Regions from separate parts of the Homo sapiens genome. Here all the other regions are linked to region 3. The links are chromatin loops, found by intact Hi-C in ENCODE. Cell type or tissue: MCF 10A. All regions are shown on one strand. Region 1 has its middle 360 kb from the start of MIR4689. Region 2 has its middle 200 kb from the start of LINC02782. Region 3 overlaps LOC124904590 (a long non-coding RNA gene).

Region 1 (8,000 bases), 73 kb before region 3:
GGAGTCTGACAGACCCACGTCCTCAACCTTCCTTGTGCATTACCAGATCCTTGGCCAAGAGGACAGAGCCTGGAATCTGAGTCCACTGGCGCAGGATGTGGAAGTAAACATGAGCCCCAGGTCTTGGAAAGAAGCCTGGCCTACAGGCCTGACCCCAGCTGACCCCAGGTCCAGGCCCCACGATGCAGGCTGCTTTGCCCTCAGGTGAGAGCCGCCCGGATGACAGCATGGGTGTCTGCTAGCTAATCAAGCTATTATGAGAATTCAGCAAGAGCCCTAAGGATTTGATTTAGTAAATTTCATCCTACTGGGTCTATTATCAATATCCTATCACACTCCAGAGTGCACATGACAAAACCCAAATTATAATTGGGTTAACATTGTAACATCTTAAGCAATAATAAATTAACCCTCATTTAATAACCCACTTTAAAAGTGGAAATGGCTATGTTAATATATGATAAAATATCTTAGTCTGTACATACGAAACACCCTGGAAAATACATTAAAAATTAATTATAATAAAATCGATGTGATTAGAAGCAAAAGTCCTTTATGCAAAAGCAGTAAATGTGCTGAAGATGTTACAGTAAAGAAAAAAAACACCCTGTGATTAAAGAGCTGGGGAATGCTTATGGAAAACTTTTAATAAACGTTCTCTCCTCGGGCAATTTTGATAACAGATATTTAGAATCTGACTCTCTCTGTCAGATACAGCCATGTGAAATGCTCTCTGTCACTGTTTTTTTTTTTCCTGTTGGAGACTTTTGGCTTGGTTTGCAGATGTCTGGTACCACCCAAGGCCCTGTCCTCTCGGGGGCCACCAGCCAGGAGTCCCTGGGGGCCGACGGACTCCTCTGCCTGCCCATGTTAGTCAGGGTGGGCTGGGTTATGGTACAGTAACAAACAGCGCCCATCTCAGAGCTACCAACAACATTCTGTTCCTCCCTTCTGCAGGGGTCACTGCAAGGCTGAGCACTCTTCAGGGTGACCCTGTGTCTTAGTCCATCCAGGCTGATGTAGGGAAATACCATAGGCTACTATGTAGCTTAGAAAATGATGAGTTCACTTCTCACACTTCGGGGGCTGGCAAGTCCAAGATCAAGGTGCTGGCAGCTTTGGTTTCTGGTTCGGTGCCAGCTTCCTGGTTCACAGATGGCCCCTTCTCACTGTGTTCTCACACAAAGTCTTCACCCCCATGACCTGGTCGCCTCCCAAAGGCTTCATGTCCTAATACCATCACTGTTGGGGCTAGGATTTCAACAGTAGAGTTGGGGGCATAGATGCAAATACTCAGAATATGGCATGGCGGGCCTCGTGATGGCTACGAGTTGTACCTCCTTGTAAACAGGCACTTTCTCAATTACCAAGGCAGGAGAAGGAAGTTCTGGATGCTCTCACTCCAGCCATTTGATGCCTCTGCCCGGAAGTGGCACTCATTTCATCGGCCAAAGACCGTTGCATGGCCATTTCTTGTTTCAAGGGGCCGGGGAAGTGCAAGCTGCGTGTTGCGGTGTGTGTGTCTGGGAGACGAACCTGTTGCTGACAGCTGCCTCCTACAGGAAAAGAGGTCACAGTGACTGGACTGGGAATCCCCCTGAACGTTAGTTCACAGCTTCGGGGGTACTGATGTTCCAGTTTTAATCTCCAAACAGGAGCTCTAGCTGGGATTTGGCCTTTCAGAGGGTTTCATATGCAGCGGCTCTTAGTCACCCAGAACCTTCCCCAATCTCAGACCCAGGGGGATGAGATCACTCCCCTGGCACGAGCAGCCCCAGAAGAAGAGTGCTTGCTTCAGCTGCTGGCTGAGTGGCGAGCTCAGGGCCTGGGGACGTTGGTCCTTGTTGGCTCCAGGGGATGGGCTGGGTCAGCTGTAGCCACCGGAGAGCCAAGACGTGGATTCCTGGGAGCATTTCTGAGCTGCTGCCAGAAGCTTCTCTATGTCACTGGGAGAGAATGTGGGGCAGTGTGAGGCTTTGCCCCTAACGGTGAGGGCTCCACTGAAGGAAAGAGAAAACACCGTGTTGCTGCTCAAGTTCTGAAAGGGCTGGGAAATATAACTAAGAGTGGGGAGGACATCCCCTCCATGCGAGGAGGCCAGGTGGGAATGTGCCTCAGGTGTGCTGGCTGAGTGCACCAGCTCATTCCAGACCCAGCACTGGCCAGACCTGCCCCAGCCCCAGGGCTGAGCCCAGGCAGCTCCCCACAGTCTCCTTTGGGACAAGGCAATGGCAAAGATTGGTGGAGCTATGCTGAGCAGGGCTGGTTATTTTATTCCTGCTTTCCATCGTGGGTTTTATTAATATGCAGCCATGGTGGGCCAGCAGATCAGCAGGCAGCTGCCTGTTTAAGGATTTGTTACTCACAGATCCCATGAGGAGGGGGCAGGCCACGTCACACAGGGCCACAGGGGAAAGCAGGGGCATCCATCAGGAGGCAGAGGGAGCCGGGGGCAATGTGGGCAGAGCCTTTATAGTGGTTTCTGCAGGAAGGATAGGCTCGTGTGGATAATTTCTGTGGGCTCTGGGGCAGAGAGGCTGCCCCTAGGTGTCTGGCACCTAGCCAGGGGTGACTAGGGCAGGTGGATGGTGGCCCTGGGGGGAGAATCTGGTAGAGGAGGTCGTGGGGTGTGGGCTCTGGGTGGGTTGGTATTAAAGGTGGGCTCCCAGCACAGTCCTTTACTATCTGTAGGAATTGGCCAGCCCTGGGAAGGGCCGTCCCTCCAGGATCAGCAAGGCACTAGAAGTCAAAGTGTCAGAACACAGAAAATTAAACTTCACGGTTAGTACAATTTTTTCTAATCTACCAGAGTGAGTGCAGAGCAAGAGGAAGCCATGAGTGTGCTGGGGTTTGAACCCTCTTGCAGCTGCTGTTATCAGGAGGAACAGGGGGAAGACACTGTCTTGAAATTAGAGTTTGTTGGCTGGTCGTGTAGGAGCCTCCGGGCCCCTCTTTGAACCTGCATGCTAATTCGGCGAGGAAGGCGATGAGTCTCAATTTGTAGACAAGGAAGGTCAGGAAGGAACTGCCCAAGGCCCCCAGCTCAGAGCAACTCAGGAAGACCCTGAGACACCATCTTCCCAGGGGAGCTGACCTCAGTGCTTCTGCCCTGGTCCACCCGGGCAGGATGCTGCGTGGTAGAATGCTTTTCTCAGGTACAAACCTCTGCCCTGGGATGAACTGCAGCTCTGACCACAGCGCTGTCTTGGCTGAAAAAGCCCTTGGTCCTTTGTCTCTCCTGATGTCACTTTGCCATTTGTCCTTTTATTTATTCTGTACATGTCCACTGTGCTGGCTCAGGCCAGACATCCTGCCTGCAGCCACCTGCACAGCCCTGGGCTGGAGAGATGCCTGTGAAGGCCTCTGCCTAGTTATGGCCAGTGTGGAGGTGGTTGCAGAGCAGGAGGTCCCAGCAAGCATTCAAGGGATTGCACCCCAGAGCTCCCGCCCCCGCCCCAGAGTGCAGATCACCCCCAGTGTCACTGACAGGTGGGAACAGATCTTAGTTCTGCACCAAAGTTAGAAGTCGTTCTGCTTTTTGTGCTTTCTTTTTTCTAGGCTTCTTTTGGGCACTGCTCAAATTCTCTGCCTCTGATTCACGACAGGGCAGCCATCTGTGCCAACAAGAAATCTGCGTCTTCGGGTGAAGGAGTTTTAGGAATAAATCCAAACAAAACTTTAAAAAAGTCACACTTAATCACACTTTCTCTTTGTATCTGGAGCCCAGCCCAAACACTGATTTGTAGCCCTTTAGTGCAACTCGGAATTTGCCGGATTATCCTTTGTATTTATGTAGCTCATAAGTCTCCCTTGACTGGTGGATGTCTCCATAAATACTCGGCGGCAGGAACGCTGCGAGTGTGGGCTTGCTTGCAATGGTGACTTTCATATTTCAAACACGGCTAAATTGAAGGAGATGGATTTGGGTCTGAGACGCCTCAGCGCATTCTGTAGTCTTACTTAGGCTCCTAGTTGCATACAACACGTTTGCTCTTTTCTTTCCCTTTTGGGACACACTGTGATCTTTCTGGATCTCCCATTGGCTGTGGGCTTCCTATGTCTCCAACAGGGATCTGCAGAGTATCTCCATTCATCCCCACTGGAACTCTCCGTAATCGGGATAGTCACTTCCATTTCAGAGGTGAGGACAGCAAGGTTTAGCAACAGTCAAGTGTCCAAGGTCACCCTGCTTGAGAGAATCAGGGATTTGAACCGTAGTTATTGTGACTCCGAGGCCCATGTTCTAAACCTCCATGCCACATATTTCATGCCTGAAACAAGAAAATGTCCAGGATGAGGCCAGGCCCAGGGTTGGATGCCTCCTGGCACTTTCTAGGGCCAACCCCGCATGCATGAGCTGGATTCCGATTTGGGATGTGGTGCAGGCCGTCGTGATGGGGCCGAGAGACGCACCACGGTGTCCCTGTCTGTGTCGGAGCAATTGCTTCCATGTACAGCCTGCTCAGGAAGGCAGGGCTGGCTTCCAGGAAGGAGAGGGTTCATGTGGCTGGGTAAATAGGTCCCGGCTTGTTTAAAGGACTGAGAATGAGGATGTCAGCCTCGGAGACAGAGACAGTAAGGCAGCACCTGCCGAATGACGTGAAGGGTGGGGGAAGTGGTGGGGTCGGAGGAAGACAGATGGCACCGTGAATAATGAAAAACCTGGATATTAACAGGGGAGAAGGGAAATACAAGGCTGACAGAAATGTCATTAAAAATAGATTGAGGCCATGGGAGGAGGGACAAGGCACAGAGAAATTCTTCAGAAAAGATGTTGCTTAAGAAAGGGGGGAAATGAAGCCTCAAACACCCATTTTCCCGGCTTGCCAAGTCAGCCTCTTATTGTAAATCCCAGTTAACTCCTCTGAAACAAGAGCAGGCTTGGAATGGAGGCTTGACTTCTGCCAGAGGCTGGGCGGCGGCTGGGACCGCTGGACATCAGGGGTGCTGGGACCTCGGCGCTGTAATGGACGGGTGGCTTACACTGTGCTCCAGGGCCAATTTTTGGAAAATTTTGACATTATACATAGTATCATTTCCAAAGGTAACTTCCGGAATACTCAGTTAATTAGGATAACCCTGGCCCAGTTATTTTTGGGGAAAACATGCTATTCTGGAGGAAGCATCTGCAAGATTTGTTTTTTTAAAAAAAACGGTTTCAGCAGAATAAAATTAGGCAAAATATTTTCTGCTCTGGAGAAATAGCTACAGGGATCCAAATGTGACCAAGAGCCTAACCACAGCTTCTCTTTCCATATGTTATGTTCATATCTATGTCTATTATACGTATACTTGCATACATAAATATACTTGCATGCATGGATAAATGCATAGACAGATGATAGACGAGTGCATAGATGCTTGGATAGATGCATAGCTAAATAGATAATGGATAAACAGATGGGTATATAGAGGAAGGCAGGTGCACAGACACCTAGATGCCTAGATAGACAGATAGATGTGTAAGTAGCTACACACATGCACGCACACACATGCACGTGTGCACACATGCACGCACACACATGCACGTGTGCACACATGCACGCACACACATGCACGCACACGCACACGCATGCACACACGCACACACATGCACGCACACACACATGCACGCACTCGCACACACATGCACGCACACACGCACACACGCGAGCGCACACACACACACACACGGTGACGGGACAAGGCTCTTCCATCTAAAACAGAACTTTCTACCACCTGGCGGCTGGTGTGAATGTTCCTTGTGCCCAGCCCAGCAGGGGACACCACTTTTTTTTTTTTTTTTTTTGAGACGGAGTCTCACTCTGTCGCCCAGGCTGGAGGGCAGTGGCGCGATCTCAGCTTACTGCAAGCTCCTCCTCCTGGGTTCACGCCATTCTCCTGCCTCAGCCTCCCGAGTAGCTGGGACTACAGGCACCTGCCACCACGCCTGGCTAATTTTTTGTATTTTTTAGTAGAGACAGAGTTTCACCGTGTTAGCCAGGATGGTCTCAATCTCCTGACCTCATGATCCACCCGTCTTGGCCTCCCAAAGTGCTGGGATTACAGGCGTGAGCCACCACGCCGGGCCAGGGGACACCATTTTTAAGGGTGAAAGTTAATGGCCATTGCAGCTCAGCTCTCTTCCCCACACTACCACCATGTGGACCTCAGGCGTTGCTGTGTGGATTACTCCCAAATGCCTTTGGTCACTGCACCTGAAAGGCTGCCCCTGTTACACCTGCCTGGGGCGTAGGCCCTGCTGTGGCTCCCACAGGCCCTGGGTCCTTCACTTGCTGTCTTACTTGCTTGTTTAACCTGCTAGCTCTGCTCTTGGACAGGTGGGGAGAATGCCTTTTTATTCACAGCTACATCCTAGCGCCTAACATAGTGCCTGGTGCATAGTGGGTACTCCCTGAATGCTTGTTAAATGAATAAACAAAAGAATGAATCTACAGGTAAGATCACAAGTCCCCTGTGTGGCTTTCACTGCCCTTGACAATCTGACACACTTATCTGCAAACCTTGCTTCCCAGCACACTCATGTCTGGGAAGATTATCTATCTATTCTATCTATCTATCTATCTATCTATCTATCTATCTATCTATCTATCTACCTATCTACTATCTATCTACTATGTATGTACCATCTATCATTATCTATCTATCTATCTTCTATCATCTATCTATCTATCTTCTATCTACTATATATCTATCATCTATCTGTCATCTATCTATCTATCTTCTATCTATCTATCTATCATCTATCTAGACCTATTATCTATCTATCTATCTATCATCTATCTATCTATCTATCTTCTATCTACTATATATCTATCATCTATCTGTCATCTATCTATCTTCTATCTATCTATCTATCATCTATCTAGACCTATTATCTATCTATCTATCTATATCATCTATCTAATCTATCAATTACTCATCTATCATCTGTCTATCCATCATCTATCTATCTATCTATCTATCTATCTATCTATCTATCTATCCATTATCTATATATCTATCTTCTGTCTACTATCTATCTATCATCTATTTTTTAATCTACCTGTCTCTCTGTCTATCTATCCATCCATCCACTATCCATCATTTATCTATGCATCTATATATCACCCTATTGAAAGCATGTTCTTTATCCCAACAATTACCTGATCAGAGAACCTGGGGCCTTCTATAATAGAAGGCAAAATCCTATCTGTGCTACCGACACTCTGCTAATGCCTTAGGACTTGTTAGGGAAATCTGTGTCCCCCCAATGGCTTCTGCAGACTGTCCCCTGAGAGTCACCACTTGGACATGGCTAGAGGACGAATTATCGATGTGGTCTTCCTGCTTCAGCAGCTTCTGCATGTGGTTCTTCTGGGGAAGACAGAAGTCCTGCCCTGTTCCTGGTTTCCTCTGGTGCCCTCTGTTTGCTAGCAAGTCTGAGTCTTCCTTGTTTTGGGGGCTCTGGGGTCACTTTGATGCCCCATCTCAGGCCTCTAATAGGTGAGAGAGAGCAGGTACTGGGCCCTTTGCCTCTGAGCACAGCCTCTCTGGGGTCAGTTTTGGCAGGTTGGCTTGGAAAAAAACCTGCTGCCCTGGCTGCCTGCCCCACTTGCAAGCCCTATCAGCAGCATATTCAGTGGGTTGTTGGGGGACTATCTGTTCCTGAATTATCAGGAGGCTTATTAAAGATGAAGATCCCAGATCCAGCCCCACCAGGATTCAGGGAGTCCTGGGTGTCAGTTGCTCCACAAAAGCTTTACATTCTACGCCCTCCCCCTCTCACCCCCTGGACCAGGTGGCTCTCGTCCCACAGGGTGGGAACATCTGCCCTGGAGCACACGTGGGTCTGAGGTCCCAGCCCTGAGTGAAGATCCTGGTTTGGCTTCCTGGGGACCAGCTGGGTGGCTTGGACAAATGCCTTTGCTTGGCCGAGCCTTATGTTCTCATGTGTTCAGAGGAGAAAGGAGCACAGCCCTGGAGGAAGGTGCCACCTTGTCTGGCACCTGACAGATGCT
Region 2 (8,000 bases), 130 kb after region 3:
ACCTGTGTGTGGGGACCCCGATCCTGTGGTCCCTACCAGGAATGCAGTCTGATGGAGGCTTCATTGTCTACAGTGGTCAAGGGAACAGACAGCCAGAGGGCCTCCCAGCAGTAATGAAGAGCTTTGCGTAGTGGTGACACTGCCCATTGGCCAGGCCAGTAACACAGCACCACTCAACTGCAAGGGGCATGGGAATGTGTCATCCTACCATGTGACTGGCAGGAGATCAAAGCTGAAGGGGGTGAGGGTAGACTCTGGAGTTGGAGAAGCTGATGAGCTTATCCCTTTCTCTGGGTCTCTCTGTCTCTGTCTCTCTTTGTTCTCCATGGTCACTGGCTTCCTGCTGGCTCAGTCCCCAATGTCTTGGTCATTCAACTCCATTATTCACTGACCATTCTGAGAGTGCCCCAATTCCAAAATCTACAGAGAAGATGCAGCTTGGCCCAGCTGACCTTTCCTCACTGGTCACTCTCTGGCCTGCATATGGACTGCTCTGATCCAGTCTTATCTGGCAAGGGATGGGGAATCCCCAGGCAGCAGGGAGGAGCCGCCTAAGAAGCAGCCCTGGCAGGAGGCCCCAGGGATTCATATTAGTGGATTCTCACCTCCCTTGGACACTCAGCCACTCTCCGCCCTGGGGCCAAGCAATTGGCTGGGGAGCTGGCAGGGGCAAACAGACAGAAGCCTTTATTTGTAAAGCATTAATAGCTACGCATGGCAGGATTAACCAGAAACGGGTTTGGAGCCAGCTGGGACCTAGAGTGGCCCAACATCTGCAGGGCCTGCAAGAAGTGGTCATGAGTTCTGGGCAGATTCCCAAGCCCAGGCCACAGCCCTGTGGAAGGCTACCGGGAGCACGGCTGCTCTGTGCGTGTCTCTCCCAGACTGATGATCTCATTTTGCTGGGCCCCATGCTGCCAGAACACAGAGTGCTGTTTACAGCCCCCGTGCCCAATCAATCACTTATTCATACAGTTTGAAGATTATAGCTGCTCATTTGCTACTTCCAGTCCAACTTGTCATGGCGCATCTCAGGGGAGACATCCACACAGCTGTATTAAAGCCATTCAACTCCTTCTCCATGGCAACAAACTGGGGAGGATGGAATCCCACCAGCCCTGCTCACGAGCTGGATGTGAGCTCCCACCCGAGCCCACCTGCCCCACGGGAGCAGCAGGCGTGGGGTTCTTCATTAGCGCCCTCGTGCCTTCCAGCCAAAGCTCATAATCGTGGTTGACAGATTGCAAGCCATTTGTCATCAGCAGGGCAGAAGGGCATGGCTGCTGTTTCTCAACAAGGCCCTCTCACCTTCCAGGGTGATCAATTCAATCTAAATGCTGTTTATTGGGAGCCTGTTAGTGTCAACCTTGGGGTCTACTTGCAAGTTTTATTAATCAGACTTGTTTCCAGCCAACTCCAGCTTGCAGAGGAAGATGGATAGTATCAGGGAGGCGAGCTGCCCGGAAGCAAGCGATCCCTGTATCCTCCTTCTCGGAGACAGCTAGCTGCGTGTGCAGTTATGAGGAGAGGAAATGGCTTTTGGGGCGGGGGGGATCTCTTCTTCATACTGCTGTGTGGAACTGCCACCCATTTGCTGCCGGTGCTGGGAATCTGCAGGGAGATGGGAAACAGCCTTCCACGCGGTCTCTGCCAGCTCAAGGCAGTGTCGCAGAGCTCTGTGGATAAGAAACCAGATCCCCATCTCGGCTGGGACTTGTGTGTATCATCCATCCTTTATTACTGGTTGACGTGGACACTGACCTTCCAATTGAGATAACGTGCTGCGGGTTAGGGTCTCAAGTGCACATCCCTAAAAAACGCACTCTGGACAAAGGGGATGAAAAAAGACGTAAGAGCAGCTTCTCCTGACTTTCTCCCTTTCCCCGCAGCCTCCTCCCATGCACAGGGCAAAGACAAATCTCCTCTGCTGTGGCGTCTCCTCTGTTCTCTCAGGGAGCCCCTGCAGGTGCTAAGCCTTCGAATGCTGCCTGGCTCGAAACTCCATTAGCCAGTCAGTGCTTAAAGCAGATTAAGTAGTGTGGCAGGTTTTTTGAGCCTACAGAGGGCTCTTGGCATTCATTTCATTCTATTCAGAAAACTTCATTCTTTTAGCAAAAGGTTCCTGGCGCCGCTGAAGTTCATGTTCTATTCCGACTCAACCTGGGGCAGACATTGCCAGGAGGCGGCTCTTTGACGTCGACTGCTTCCAATCCGTTATTAATCACTGTAAATCTGGAATAATCTCTACAAACATATTTTGCTTCCTACAAATATATTTGTGCCAACTTTCTCTAATAAATCTTATGTCAGGCCGGCGACTGTCTCTCTTCACACAGCGTCTGCCAGCTGAAATATTTTAACAATATATGAGCAATACCAAAAATCGCTTGCTGCAGTCACTTTTGTTTTAGGAGAATTGACTACAACAGGGAATAAATTTATTACTTACAGAGGGCTCCATTTGAGGCTGGATATTTTCCCCCCAGTGGATTTTCTAGTTCTAGCCTTAAAAATCATGGAAGAATTCCATGTTTGTCTTCATGCAAAATGGGCAAGACGTTACTCTCTCCAATGAGAAAGGATATAAAATGACCGACCAGGCGTGGTGGCTCGTGCCTGTAATCCCAGCACTTTGGGAGGCCGAGGCAGGTGGATCGGGAGGTCGAGAGATTGAGACCATCCTGGCTAACATGGTGAAACCCCGTCTCTACTAAAAATACGAAAAAAAAAAAAAATTAGCTGGGCGTGGTGGCACACACCTGTAGTCCCAGCTACTTGGGAGGCTGAGGCAGGAGAATGGCGTGAACCCGGGAGGCGGAGCTTGCAGTGAGCCGAGATCGCACCACTGTGCTCCAGCCTGGGTGACAGAGTGAGACTCCATCTCGGGAAAAAAAAAAAAAAAAAAGAAAAGAAAGAAAAAAAAAATTAGCTGGGCGCGGTGGCACATGCCTGTAACCCCAGCTACTCGGGAGGCTGAGGCAGGAGAATCGCTTGAACCCAGGAGGCAGAAGTTGCGGTGAGCCAAGATTGCACCGTTGTACTCCAGCCTGGGCAACAAGAGCGAAACTTCCTCTCAAAAAAAACTGACCAACCAAACAACAACAACAACAAAAACCTCAGGGGGAAAAAAGGAGGCTTTTCTGCTCTGACCCTCTGGCAGGATCAGAAGGTACAGTGTCATCTCAGGCTTTCCTCCTGAAAATGGGCTTTCCCTGCTCCGTGCAATCAACCATCACGTTCTCCTGTAAATTTCCTCCCTTTACACAGTAATGGGGAAATGGTGAGGCTTGAGAAAGGGCCGTCTGGAGGAGAAGAAAAGGGGGCTTTGACAATGTGTTCTTGGTACAAAAAGGAATAGTTAGGGACATTTTCCAAAAACTCTTTTGCCTGGGAATTGAAAAGATACAACTAAGACCATGCTTTTCCCTGGATTATTTTCTCTGAACTGCCCAAAGCAATATATATTACAGTAGAATGTGTACTTTTAAGCAGTAAAAGGGGGAACTGGCACGGCTGTGAGAGCAGGACATTCAGAGGAAACGTGGAATTAGGGGACCCTTTCACATCAGGCGTGGGCTGGAAGCGGGGAGGAGGGCGTGGACTAACAAGAGGCTGTCACAGGGACTTCCACAGCAGCTGGCAGTTGTGTTACAGGCTATGGGAAGTACTTACCAGTTATTAGTGATCATCCATACATTCCTCGACAGGAAGCCTCTCAGTGAGTGGTGAGGGAAGCTTGGTTATTTTGTCATGTGGTGTGAGGACAATTTTGTCCTCACACATTGTGCAGCTGGAGGGTGTTGAAGGTGGGGTGTTGTTTTCTTTTCCATATATTCTCCTGTAGGTGAAAATATCCGAGCCACCCGAATGAGTGTCTACTATGAGTCACACACTTGGAAATTTAAAAAATAATAATAAAGATCAGCCAGAACCATGAGTTTCTGGATTCACTCTGAGCCTCTCATGAGCATGGGAGTCAACAGTTCTGCAGATGACAGTCTCATCACTGAGACAATTCAGGTGACATCTGTGCCTAGAGTCAGTCCTTGGCAAAAGTTCAGCCACACCAGAAAAATCAGCCGATTCAATTTTGCCTGCCTCTGTACGGGACTATTTCATGTAGAAGTGTTTTTTTCACAGCAGTTGCTTTTCTGAAAAGTTACATATAAGCCAGTTTGCCTGAGGGAGATGTGCTCTTTGAAATAATCCTTCCATCAGGTGAGTAATTGCCCCTTTATTTACCTACTTGGTAAGTTCAGACTTTCCTATGTTGTCATGACTTTGTTCAGAGATAGCTATGCCTTCTGCACACCTGCACACTGCGGGCTTCTATTTAAGAACCAGGGGATGGCCGTGAAAGGTGGTGTCAATTTGCATCCAAAGTGCAGCTACTGCCACTTTCACGGGGACATGGGAGGAGCAAGTCAATGCATCGTGGCCATGATCTGATGAGGCGAGGGCCGTGAATGCCTCGTGGGGACCTTGGACCTACCCAGATGTCCAGCCGAGATGATGCCCCCATGGAGAGGCAAGTGAGAGGCCAGGGAATGACTCAGAAGAGACTGGGCAAGTCCAGACCAGAGACCCTGGGGTCAAACCAAGGCAAGGAGCCGAGGAAGAGTCTCTTGTGCACAGTTGAAGGCAGACTGTCAGGGAGCAGTCCCCTGGCTGGTGCCTCTGGAAGGCTCAGTTCCCTTGCTCTGAGGGAGGACATGGAAGCTTTTGGCTCAGAAGCCAGAGAATGGTACCTAACGGCACCCTAGTGACACTGATGCTCAGTGAAGGAGAGTGCTAGACAGTGAGGAACCGGCAGCCCACAGAAGAGGCTGGAGAGAAGGCTGGAGCACCCAGGGAAGCGAGTCTGAGGCAGAAGTGGCCCTTCATTGACTAAATCAAGGTCCTAAAATCTCAGAGAAAAGACATGGGAAAGATCTCCCCTTTTACTTGTCCACTAAGGCCATACGAAAAGCCAGGCTTTGAAGAAGAGGCTGCTGTGGGGTGGCTCCAGCAAGCCCTTTGGAATTGCAGACTTTGGGTTTGTCTTTGTGCTCAGATCTCAGGCTGAGGCCCTGCTCTCCTCCTTCCCTCTGGGCCTCTGTAGTGTCTGAAGTTCTAAGGCTCAAAAGTGGAGGCATGGAAGAGAAGAGCCAGAACCCCCAAGGACACAGAGGCTCTGGGAGACCGGTGGGGAGACCCATGGCAGAGCACACACATGTGCGGGCACTAAGTGGGGAGGGGCAGTGGGAGTGGCCTGCCCTGGAGCATCAATGAGACAGGCCTTGCCTATAGAGAATTTAGAAACTGTAGTGACACCAGCTCACAGTCCATCTCCTTTCTCTCATTAACATGTGTTGGCAATTCTACACAAGGTCAGTGATAAAACATCCCATGCTGCTGGGAGATGCTCCTTCCGGCCCCTGGGTATGCCCCTAGGTCCAGGGACATCAAATTCAGGGCACTCGTGCCTTCATTTGCCCACCCATTTCCCATGGCAGAAAATGCAACTGATCTGACTTGGCTCTGTGTCCCCACTCAAATCTCACCTTGAATTGTAATAATCCCCACGTGTCATGGGAGGGACCCAGTGGGAGGTAATTGAAGCGCGGTGGTGAGTTTTTCCCATGCTCTTTTTGTGATAGTGAATAAATCTCATGAGATCTGATGGTTTCATAAAGGGGAGTTCCGGTGCTCATGCTCTCTTGCCTCCCGCGATGTAAGACGTGACTGCTCCTCATTCGCCTTCCGCCATGATTGTGAGGCCACCCCAGCCATGTGGAACTGTGAGTCCATTAAACCTCTTTATTTGAACAAATTGCCCAGTCTTTGGTGTGTCTTTATTAGCAGCGTGAGAACAGACTAATACAACAACTGATTATGGACTTCAAAATCCCCCTCAACACAGCATTCCAGGTTGCCACTCCTGTGTGGGGTCATCCTTGGACCTTAGTAGGAAAGGGCAGCTCCCCGTCCCCATGTGGTCACTCAGGGCTATGCCTCTCAAGTTTCAGATCCTGCCTGGGATACTACCTGATCCCCATCCTTGCTCCCTACTACTGCACAGCAATGTTTTCTGTGCATAAAAATTCTCCGCCTGTGTATCTCTAAAGATTTCATCCACACGTCAGCCTGTGCTGTGCGGGTTGGGTTCCAATGCAGATTAATGGCCTATGGTTGCTGGCATGATTATTTCTAATAGGCTGATTTGAGAAATAGGCTATTAATCGCTGTCACCTACTGGGCTAACATCATCTCACTGCAGCAGGGAACCCAGCATCTGCTGCTCCTGTGAAAAGGCTCAACCCCAGGCTGCTTTCTCACAGGTTCCTTGACAGTTTCAACCAAAGGGTTGTGTGCACAGCCAGAGAAGAGGGCCGTGGGCTTGCCCTGCCTTTGGCATCCCCCCCTCCGTTTTTGTCATTGCCCTGTTTATTTCCCTTCAAATCATTCTGGAGACGCAGTCCAGTGTTCCAAGAAGGGCAAGGGTTTTAGTCAGAGAGACTTGGACTTAAACTCTGGCTCAGCCCCCTTATCAGCTAGATCTTCTGTGTGTTATCGCTTTCCGGTTGCCTCAGTTTCCTGTCTGTGAAATGAAGCTACTAGTACCTCACTTCTAGGAGCTGTTGAAAGATGTGTGTAGGACATATTCTAGGCACTCAATAAATATGTCCTTCCTCTGGTTTTCTCTCCTACACCATTCCTGAGCACATTTCATCCATCTTTACAAGGGTGTGTGGCTTTCTCTCCTCTCCGCAGATGACAATGTGGTTTGGCTCGCAGACAGTGGGCTTATGCATGAGAATCACGGCCTCTTCTTAGCCACCCTTTCCTTCCTCATTTTCCTCTTTACTAAGATGCCCATTAAGTGCTTCTTTGTCCTTGGAAAATGTGCCAAAGTTCCAGACAGACAGGGATACAATTTTTGGGATCTAAAATCTGAGACTCTGTTCACTATGAATTATGGGGTCACTGGACAGGGTTGGTCACCCATAAGAACAAGGGTCAAGTGTCCAGCTGAGCAGGGGAGCCAGAGAGACACCCAAAGTCAATGGTAGAGAAGCAAGGGAGAGAACATAGGGGCATGGGCTAAAGTGATAGGAAAAGGGGAGGACAGATTGGGCTGGGAAACAAGGCAGGACTGGGGCCTGTGAAATCTGAAAATCAATTAGAAGGTCTCCCTGATCCCACAGAAGAGGCTGTCCTTTCTCTTTTCTATTCCTTACTGCTTTACATAAGAGCTAATAATACTAGAATTGGTTCATCTATCTATCCATCCATTCATCATCCAGCTATCAATCTATTCATTTATCTATCTATCCATTCGTCCACTACCCATCCACCATTCATCCACCATACATCCATCCACTCCTTCATTCATCCATCCACTCATTTATCCATCCATCCATCCATCCATCCATCCATCCATCCATCCATCTTTCCATCCACCATCCATCCACCATCCATCCACCCATCCATCCACTCATCCATCCATCCATTTATTAATTGATTCATTCATCCATCTATCCACCCATCTATCCAATCACTCATTCGTTCCTCCATCCATACATCCATCCATCTGTAGGGAAAGTAAAATAATTTGTTCTTCCATCCTCCAAGATTTTTAGTTGGGATGGACCCCTGTACCAAAAAAGAACAGATTATAAAGAGGCAAACAAACAGAAATTTATTAACATGTATATTTCATGTATATATGGGAGACACCTAAGGAGTGAGTAGAGGTGGCTTGGAATTCCAGCTTATATAACATTTTCAACAAAGGACAGTAACATTTTAGAGAAATGACAAAACAAAAGAAAAAGACCTTGAGTCTCTAGAGGCAGCAACTTGTGGAAAGGCAAATAAATGACAGATAAATGTTAGTTACCAAGGCTTGTTAATGTAGATTCTTCTGGAACATCTCCAGGTCGAAGAACCTACCAGTGTCTCTTTGTACCTTTGTTCATTCCAGTGTACCTTTTTTCTCCTTGGCAGAGAGGAGAGAT
Region 3 (8,000 bases):
TGGTGGGATGAGTCCAAAGAGGGGCTCTGCAGATGGTCGGCTGGGCCATTTGTTCCTCTGCAGTGGTTTTCTGTTTCTTGAAGAGTCTTTACAGGGACGGTCAGCATGAAGTCCATGGGAGATGAACCTGCCTTGATGGTATCAACTCAGCAGGTCTGATGAGCAAGTGCTTTGCAGCCCAGGCTCCCCCTCATCTCTGGGCATTTGGAACATCCCACCTGAGTGTCCTGTGCCCGAGCCCCAGCTGCTGTCCTGAGATGCTGCCTGAGACCGCCATCCACCTCCCGTGAGTGTTGATGGGACTCTTGGCTGACCTGGTAAGCTCTGCTGGCCAGGGAAGGAGGTGGAGTGAGGGATCCTGCAAGGAAGTAGAGTTGCTTGCTTTTCCAGCAATGGTCAGCCTCGACAGACAGCCCTGGGGGACCCTTAATGCCTGTTCTCCTTCCTGTCCCATGAGCACAAGGCACCAGGATTTAGCTCAGTCCCTGGGGTGGGCAGGCTGGCTGGCCCAGGGTGGTACAGAGGAGTGGGTCCAGAGCAAGGAAGGTCTGGCTGTTGGACCCTTGTAGGGTGTGCAGGCCACCAGTCAGCTGCCTGTGGTCAAGCAGGGCAGTGTCTGGGTTTATATCTCCAGGGACAAGTGCGAAAGCAGAGAGCAGAGCCGGAGGGTGAGCGGGGTGAGCGGAGACGCCCCTCCCTGGTAGAAAGACCACACATGCAAAACAGCCATCCAACGTTAAGGGTTTCCTGGATCTCCAGACCCAACTCAGGGATCCTGGAGCCTGCAGCCATCAGTTGAGCTTGGGGGACCAAATTCAGTCATTTCAGCCCAGAGTGCAGGAGCAGGCTGAAAACAGATGGTGTAAAACAAAAATCACAGGAAAGCATGCAAGGTCGGGGTGCAGCTGCATTTTCCCTGTATGTGCCAGGGCCTCTCTGCAGGCCAGGGGGCCAGACCCAGTGACCATGTCCTCTGAGAGCTTTCTGACTGCTCAGGTAGTTGCAGCAGGAGCTTAGGTGGAAGGAACTGTGCACCCTTTTTCGCAGATGCAGATGGGTGCAGGGTCAGGGTTGCAAGGAAATCCATGTTTTCTTGGCAGCTTCTTTTTGTTCCACGTTCAAAATATATTTGTCTCTGGTCCTGGTCCTGCATTAATGGACTCTGACATGTTGCTGTCAGTAGAGTGAAATCCCAAGCAGAGGAATTCCAAGCCACTCGGGAGTCCCTCTCAGACTCTCGGCGGCGATCACGGTATATTAAGGGGAAGTTCATCTCTTTTAGTCTGAGTTTTTATTTGACATGTTGCTATATTAATGTCAAGAAGTCTACTTTAGCAAGTCCCTTTACAACGCAGCCTCAGGAGCTGCATTACTGACAGAGAGATTGGAGTTTCAGGATGTGCCACGGAAAAAATAATCTCTGAGTTTCATTTTGAATAGCGAAAATCTGAATGAAAAACCCCCCGTAATTGTCTGATGGGAAATATATTGTCTCACAATATCAGTTTCATTGATTCCCTTTCATATTTGTATTAAAACTGAAAAGCTAGCAATAACCTCAGCCTGTTATTGGAAATGTGGGTGTGGGAGGGAACAGCAGCCTGGGTAGGGAGGCAGGAATTAATCAGAGAAGAAAAGAGAGAGTCCTTGTGGGCCCCCCCCCGGATCTTTTGTCTTCCTTCACACAGAAACACCAGCGATGGCAGTTTTACAAAAGGGGTGAGCCGTTAAATTATCATGGCATTATCTTTGTGTCTGTCTCTTTGTGTTAGGTAAATAATGCTCAAATGAGAGGACAGTCCATGACCTTGAGTGTGTCAACACAATCTCTGCCAGCTGTCGCCTACTTTCATCTTCATGACACATGCGGGGAGAGGAAAGAAGGAAGTAATGGGCAGAAAATGCCCTAAGACAGGATCATCGGCAGGTGTGGGGGGATGGTGGGGACCTGCACCAGGCACATTAGACCCCTGGTGAGTTTTGCTCGCATGGAATCCAAAACTCTATATTCCAACAAGTGTTTGCTGAGCATCTACTTGCACTCTGACCTCACACTAGGAATCTTGGAAGGTACAAAATGAGGACGCCTCAGCCCCTGCTTCTTCAGAGCTGCAGTACAAGTTCATACCACCTACATTGAGAATCAGGAAGTGCCGTGGCTGGTCTCCAAGAAGGCCCCCAATGAACCAATAACCCGCTTCTCACCTGGCGTTCACTGTGTGTGCAGTCCTCTCTCCTATAGCTCCAGGTTGCTGTGTGAGACCACAGTGCACAGCAGACCCTTCTGAAATGAGGTTGTACAAACTGCCACTTCCGTCTTAGGGGCGACTTGCTTTCTGGTTGTCTCTCCTTCTGGGAGTTCAGCGGCCACAGGAAGAAGTCTAGGCCATGCTGCTGGAGAAGAGAGACCCAGGAGGGTGAGAGGCCACCTGGAGAAGAGAGACCCAGGAGGGTGAGAGGCCACCTGGAGGAGAGACACCCAGGAGGGTGAGAGGTTGCCTGGAGGAGAGAGACCCGGGAGGGTGAGAGGCTGCCTGGAGGGGAACGGAAGCCAAACTCCACCTGCCAGCCCTCTGAGTCAGCCTTCTTGCCAGCAGGTAAATTTGGGGGGATGTGTTATGCAGAACAGGGAGCGGATATAGTCAGCACTGAGAGTGGAGAGCCAAGTGGGTGTCAGATGCTTTGGAGGGGAGTGTGGTAAAAGCTTTGAAGGGGAGGGGGCCTCAGGGAGATGAAGTAGGAGGTGAGATGGATGAGGAGACCATGGTATGCAGGTTGTATACATGGAGGGACTGGCCCCTTGAACAGAGATAGGAAGCTCCAGAGAAGACATGGGTTTCAGGGAAATGAAGCTGAAAATCTGCAGATTCTAAAACACAAAATTGCTAGCTGCAGTGAGGGGGATTACGGTACCTGCACTTCTCTTTTCTCTGTTCCCAACTCTGCGTCTCCAGGAGAAGATGCCAGAGCTGGGAAGGCCTGGCTGTACACTTGCTGTGATCTTCACCCAGGGTTTAGCCCCTGGCTCACTTGAGTTTGGCTTTTCCACCTCTCTCCAACCGCTCCTGGGAAGCCGCCTTGGCCAGAATCACCGCTGTCCCCAGGTGACCGCCTCCACCCTGTGCTCTGGGATGCACCTCCTGGCTCGGCCTCAGCAGACCCCCTGCCCCTTTTGTTTTTCCTCCTCCTATCCCGGGACTGGTCTCTTTTCTCCCCATATTCAGATAATTTCAGGCACCGTCAGGTCAAGGTGACTAAAGCTGGATGATTCCGTGGGATTATTTCAGAGGATATTAAACCTTGGGTGGGTGGTTGGATTCTAGTAGTTTCAGTTATCTCCCAATCAGGAAGTGACTGGCTGCCAGCTCTCGCCTTTACATTCTTCATAACCACTCATGATAATGCAATCCCGCACCTGTCCTTTCTGCACCTTGTGACAGGTGCCCAGGTAATGGTGGCCTGCCTTAGCTTTGCTGAGGTAAAGGGCTGCCCGACGTACCCCCACAGCAGGGGCCTTGGTTCCACCCGGTCTGATCTCATCTGCTCGTCCAACTTGCATGTGGTTCCCAGTAACCCCTGCTCAGCCCCTCCCTGCTCCGTTGCTTCCCCCGCTCAGGAGCTTCTGATCCTCTTCAGTTCCAGATCAGTTTTTCCTTCCCCAAATGGATGGTTCCTTGCAATATACTGACTGTAGCTGTTTCATCAGATACAAAGGTCCTCCCATTTTTCAAGGAAGGTTCTGCATTTGGGGCTGAAGTTATGGATATGTCAACTAGTCTCGATGCCAATGTCCTCACCTTTTTTCGGGGGTCTTATTGCTTCTGGCGATGTCCCTATCTTATGCCCTGATTCTGTTTTAGGCCAGCTTCAAGCAGGGTAATTCTGTTACCTGTTTCCTTCCCTCCCTCCCTGTTCTCATCTTTTCTTCTCTCTCTCTTCCTCCTCTGTGTTAATGAGAGCTTCTCTCTCTCTCTCTCTCTCTTCCTCCCCCCCTCTCCCTCCCTTCCTCTGTCTCCCTCCCTCCCTTCCTCTCTGTCTCTCTTTTCCTCTCTCTCCCTCTTGCTCTTTCCCTCCCTCCATTTCTGTTTCTCTCTCTCCCTGCCTCTCTCTCTTCTTGTTTCTCCTCTTTCTTCCCCACCCTTTCCCTCTCTCCCTTTCTCTCTCGCCCATCTGTGTTAATGAGAGCTGGAAGCAGACATATGGAAGCATGACACTATGAGTGTCCACCCTCAGGCGCAGAACAGGAGGCTGTCTCCCATCTCTACCCAGCCCCAGGAGGGCAGGTTTCCCCACACTGTAGAAAATTGCAAAACAAGCCCGAAGTGTCTGAGGGCTTGCACGGCATTCCGTCATGATATGCTGAAAACCTGGTTACTTATAAAGCAATTTGCTCCTGCAGGCTGGTTTGAGATTAAAATGGTAATTATCTTGCAAATGACTGTAACTGTCTTTCATAAATGTGGCAATGTTTGAGATGTGACTAACTGCGGTCTGCAGGATAATGGGCTTAATAAACGATATATTTAGTGTATTGTCAGGGAACAGAGCCTTAGTAGTTGGAGACGGGACAATACTATAATTTCAGCGAGCTAGAGTCCATTCTTCTCCCCAGCCATGGTCCCCCACCCCCCTTCAATAGCATGTGCTCATCATTTTTTTCTTAATAGGACATTTTTCCTTAGGATAATTTGCAAATTGCTAATCTGTTATCATCTCTCATTTCTTTCCTCCTTAAAGTTTTAGTTTCCTTGGTTGCCTTGCACAAATGCAAGGGAATAACCTTACTTGCTGCAGATGGGCAGGGGGCTGTGGTAACAACACAGCAGAGACACATCCTGAGCAGGCACAGTGGGGACAGGAGCCATAGTCAGGGTATCAGGTAGGAGAAACCGAAGACTCTCCTTTCTCTTTCCTCGCAGGAAAATAAACGTTTTAATCAACTGTTCTGCTTCTTGCTGGAGCCAAAGATTCCTTCCACAGAAAACGCTCGGGAGGTCCAGGTGACTCAAGGCTCTGGTGATCTGGTCCTCGGCTTGGAGAGGAATCTGGGAAAGGCTCAGGGTTCCAGGCCCCTGCACAAGGCAGTTGGAACCTCAGAACACAGCAGGACCCAGGGACTGGAGCCTGCAGGTCGGGACTAGGAAAGGTTGGTGGGTTATCGGAATCAGAGATTGGGGCTGTCTTTTCTAAGCTTGGCCTTAGTTCAGCCAGCACCTCCAGAAGCTGTTGAGACACAGAAGGGCCTAAAAAACCTTGACATGTGGCCATCATTCCAATGACCTCAATGTGTAGATGGCAGGTCAGTGGTTTTTACTCAGCTGTGTCTCCCTCAGTCCTCATCTGTTAAAGGGGACAAGGATGCCTGGGCCCAGCAGGCTGGGCAGCTGATCCAGCGAGGACCAGCTCACCAGCACCAAGTGGGGGTCTGGTGCCTCTGCCTGCCCTCTCTTGGCCATGTGTTCACACTGCACAAGCCTGAGATCCCAGAGAGACAGTCTGAGCTGGGGCCAATGGGTGCATGTCTTGTGACCAGATGCGGCCATTGAGATGTTCCCTGAATTTAGTGTGTGGCCGTGGAAGGGAGTGCAAGGGACATTCGGAGTACACCAGAACCAGGATGGGGGAGGGGAACAGAGAAACCACCAGTAAACCCAGTGGGCGGGCAGCGGTCCAAGTTCTGCTCAGGTTCCTCAAAAGTCGAACATGGAGTGACCACACAATCCAACAATTCTGCTTCTGGGACGCACCTGGAAGAATGGACAGCAGAGACTCAGATACGTGTCTGCCCACATTCACAGCAGCATCACTCAGAATAGCCAAAAGGTGGAAGCAACCCAAGTGTCCATAAATGGCTGGATGGAGAAGCAAAGTACAGTCTATCCACACTGTATAATAGAGTGTTATTCAGCCACAGAATGAATGAAGTGCTATACCTGCTCTAACACGGGCGAACCTTGAAAACATGCTGCCAGCTGACAACAGTCAAATGGAAACGTTCCCGTATTGCATGATTTCACTTACATGGCACATCAGAATACGTAAATCCGCAGAGACAGAAGCAAGTTGGTGGTCATGGGCGCTGGGAGCTGGGAGTGATTTTGCTTAATGGGTGCACAGTTTCCTTTTGGGATGACATTAATGTCTTAGAACAAGACAGAGTTGGCCGGGTGGGGTGGCTCACACCTGTAATCCCAGCACTTTGGGAGGCCGAGGCAGGTGGATCACCTGGGGTCGGGAGTTCGAGACCAGTCTGACCAACATAGTGAGATCCTGTCTCTACTTAAAATACAAAAATTAGTTGAGCGTGTTGGCACATGACTGTAATCCCAGCTATTGGCACATGACTGTAATCCCGGCTACTCAGCAGGCTGAGGCAGGAGAATCACTTGAATCCAGGAGGCAGAGTTCGCAGTGAGCCAAGATCACATGATAGCACTCCGGCCTGGGCAACACAGCGACACTCCGTCTCAAAAAAAAAAAAAAAAAAAAAAAAAGAAGAAAAGAAAAAAAGAACAAGACAGAGTTGATGGTTACATAACACAAAGAATGCACTAAATGCCACCAAACTGTATGTTTTAAAATGGTTCATTGTACATAAGTTCCTTATGGATTCTGGATACTAGACTTTCACCCAAAAGCGGGGAGGGAAGGAAGGGGAAAGTGCTGAAAAACTAGCTCACTGCCTGGGTGATGGGATCCATGGTACCCCAAACCTCAGCATCACACAATATACCCATGTAACAAACCTGCATATGTACCCCCAAATCTAAAATAAAAGCTGAACTTATAACATATGTAGGTTCATTGTTAATTTTGTGTTATGTGAAGTTTACCTCAATTTAAAAACATGGAGTATAATAGGAACTGGTGCAGTTCAGTGTGAAAGCCATATCTCTATTTCTGGGCTGGGTTGGCTCTGGGACTGGCTCCCACAAAAACAAAAAAATCTATCAGGGTTGTCAATGAAAACACTGCCCAGACTCTAATTCTGAAGCCTCATGTTGCAAAGGACACTGTCATTTCCTACCCTGTGTCATTTGTGTTGATTGGGAGGAGAGGGCAGAGCGCTGGGGAAGGTGGGGTGCACCTGTGGAGAAGGGGAAGACACTCTTCAGGTGGACAAAGTTTAGTCCTAAATAAATGTCCAGTCTGATTTTTTTTTTATCCCAACACATCGGATGTGGTACACAGAGTAGCTGCCTCATTCAAAGCACACAACTCTGTTCATTTTGCAAAGCAGAAGCCTGTTTTGGTTCAGATGCAGAGGATCTAACCTGAGGGTAGCCTGGGCAAGGCAGAGCAGGATTTGGGATTCCCTTGCAGTCCCACCGGCACCCAGTGTCTTCCCTCAATAACCTTCTCCAGCACGGGGATTTGTACTTGGTTTATCTCGTGTTAAATTCCAGTGCGGGGAACTTCTTCCTTTGGTGGAAGCTATTCAGTCTGTCAATGCTTTGATGTCTTTTGAATCCTTTGTGGCCCCGAATCAAATAGAAGCTTTTCACATCTACGCTTGAAATATCCTTGTTCCCATTTCCTTTCACTTAAAGGATTTCTCCCCCGTGTGATTATCACAAATCACTTCTGAATGGTGCTTTACCATTCAGCGTTCAGGCATTCATTAAAAAGGCAGACACATACATACCCGTTTACATTCAGCCGTTTTTAAACACTAGATGTATGTCCGTGGATATGTATATACACATATACAGTATTCACTGGCACACGCCTTGTCTCCCACTTCCATTAATGAAATTATCCTTGAAGAATTATCGTCACCAAACAGTTACCTTTCCAACACCCTGTGACTCATTGCGATTTCTGCCATTTTCCATCACAATGCCTACGGGCAATTACTCAGGCTCAGTAATTCAATGCCCAGCTTCCTGCCTACGGAGAGTGTTAGAATAAGATGCATTTTTTTTTAGCTGGAAGAATGTTAATGGATGTCAATAGGTTGCGGGAGAGAGAGCCAGTGCCTGCGAGAAGCAGCCGTGTGG

What was found. Peaks named below come from ENCODE experiments on the same cell type or tissue, not always from the same donor. Only the 100,000 strongest peaks of a DNase experiment are listed, where the experiment ranks them.
Region 1: a loop joins it to region 3, with 3 times the contacts of the local background. A loop is called at or near these places in 4 of 110 quality-filtered maps.
Region 2: a loop joins it to region 3, with 2.0 times the contacts of the local background. A loop is called at or near these places in 2 of 110 quality-filtered maps.

Annotation. Positions count from the first base shown.
Region 1 is chr1:5,498,324-5,506,323 of GRCh38, reverse strand. No RefSeq gene overlaps it. Among named protein-coding and RNA genes, the nearest start is that of MIR4689, 360 kb to the left of the region's middle. RefSeq lists enhancers at 3,913-4,413, 4,414-4,914. In MCF 10A, no CTCF peak of the experiment used is centred here; no DNase peak of the experiment used is centred here.
Region 2 is chr1:5,290,297-5,298,296 of GRCh38, reverse strand. No RefSeq gene overlaps it. Among named protein-coding and RNA genes, the nearest start is that of LINC02782, 200 kb to the right of the region's middle. In MCF 10A, no CTCF peak of the experiment used is centred here; no DNase peak of the experiment used is centred here.
Region 3 is chr1:5,424,882-5,432,881 of GRCh38, reverse strand. It overlaps LOC124904590 (a long non-coding RNA gene), which reads right to left. Exons shown (of 2, transcript XR_007067026.1): 2 at 4,503-5,747. Among named protein-coding and RNA genes, the nearest start is that of LINC02782, 330 kb to the right of the region's middle. RefSeq lists enhancers at 1,788-2,987, 5,016-5,515. In MCF 10A, no CTCF peak of the experiment used is centred here; DNase peaks (open chromatin) are centred at 4,271 and 7,841.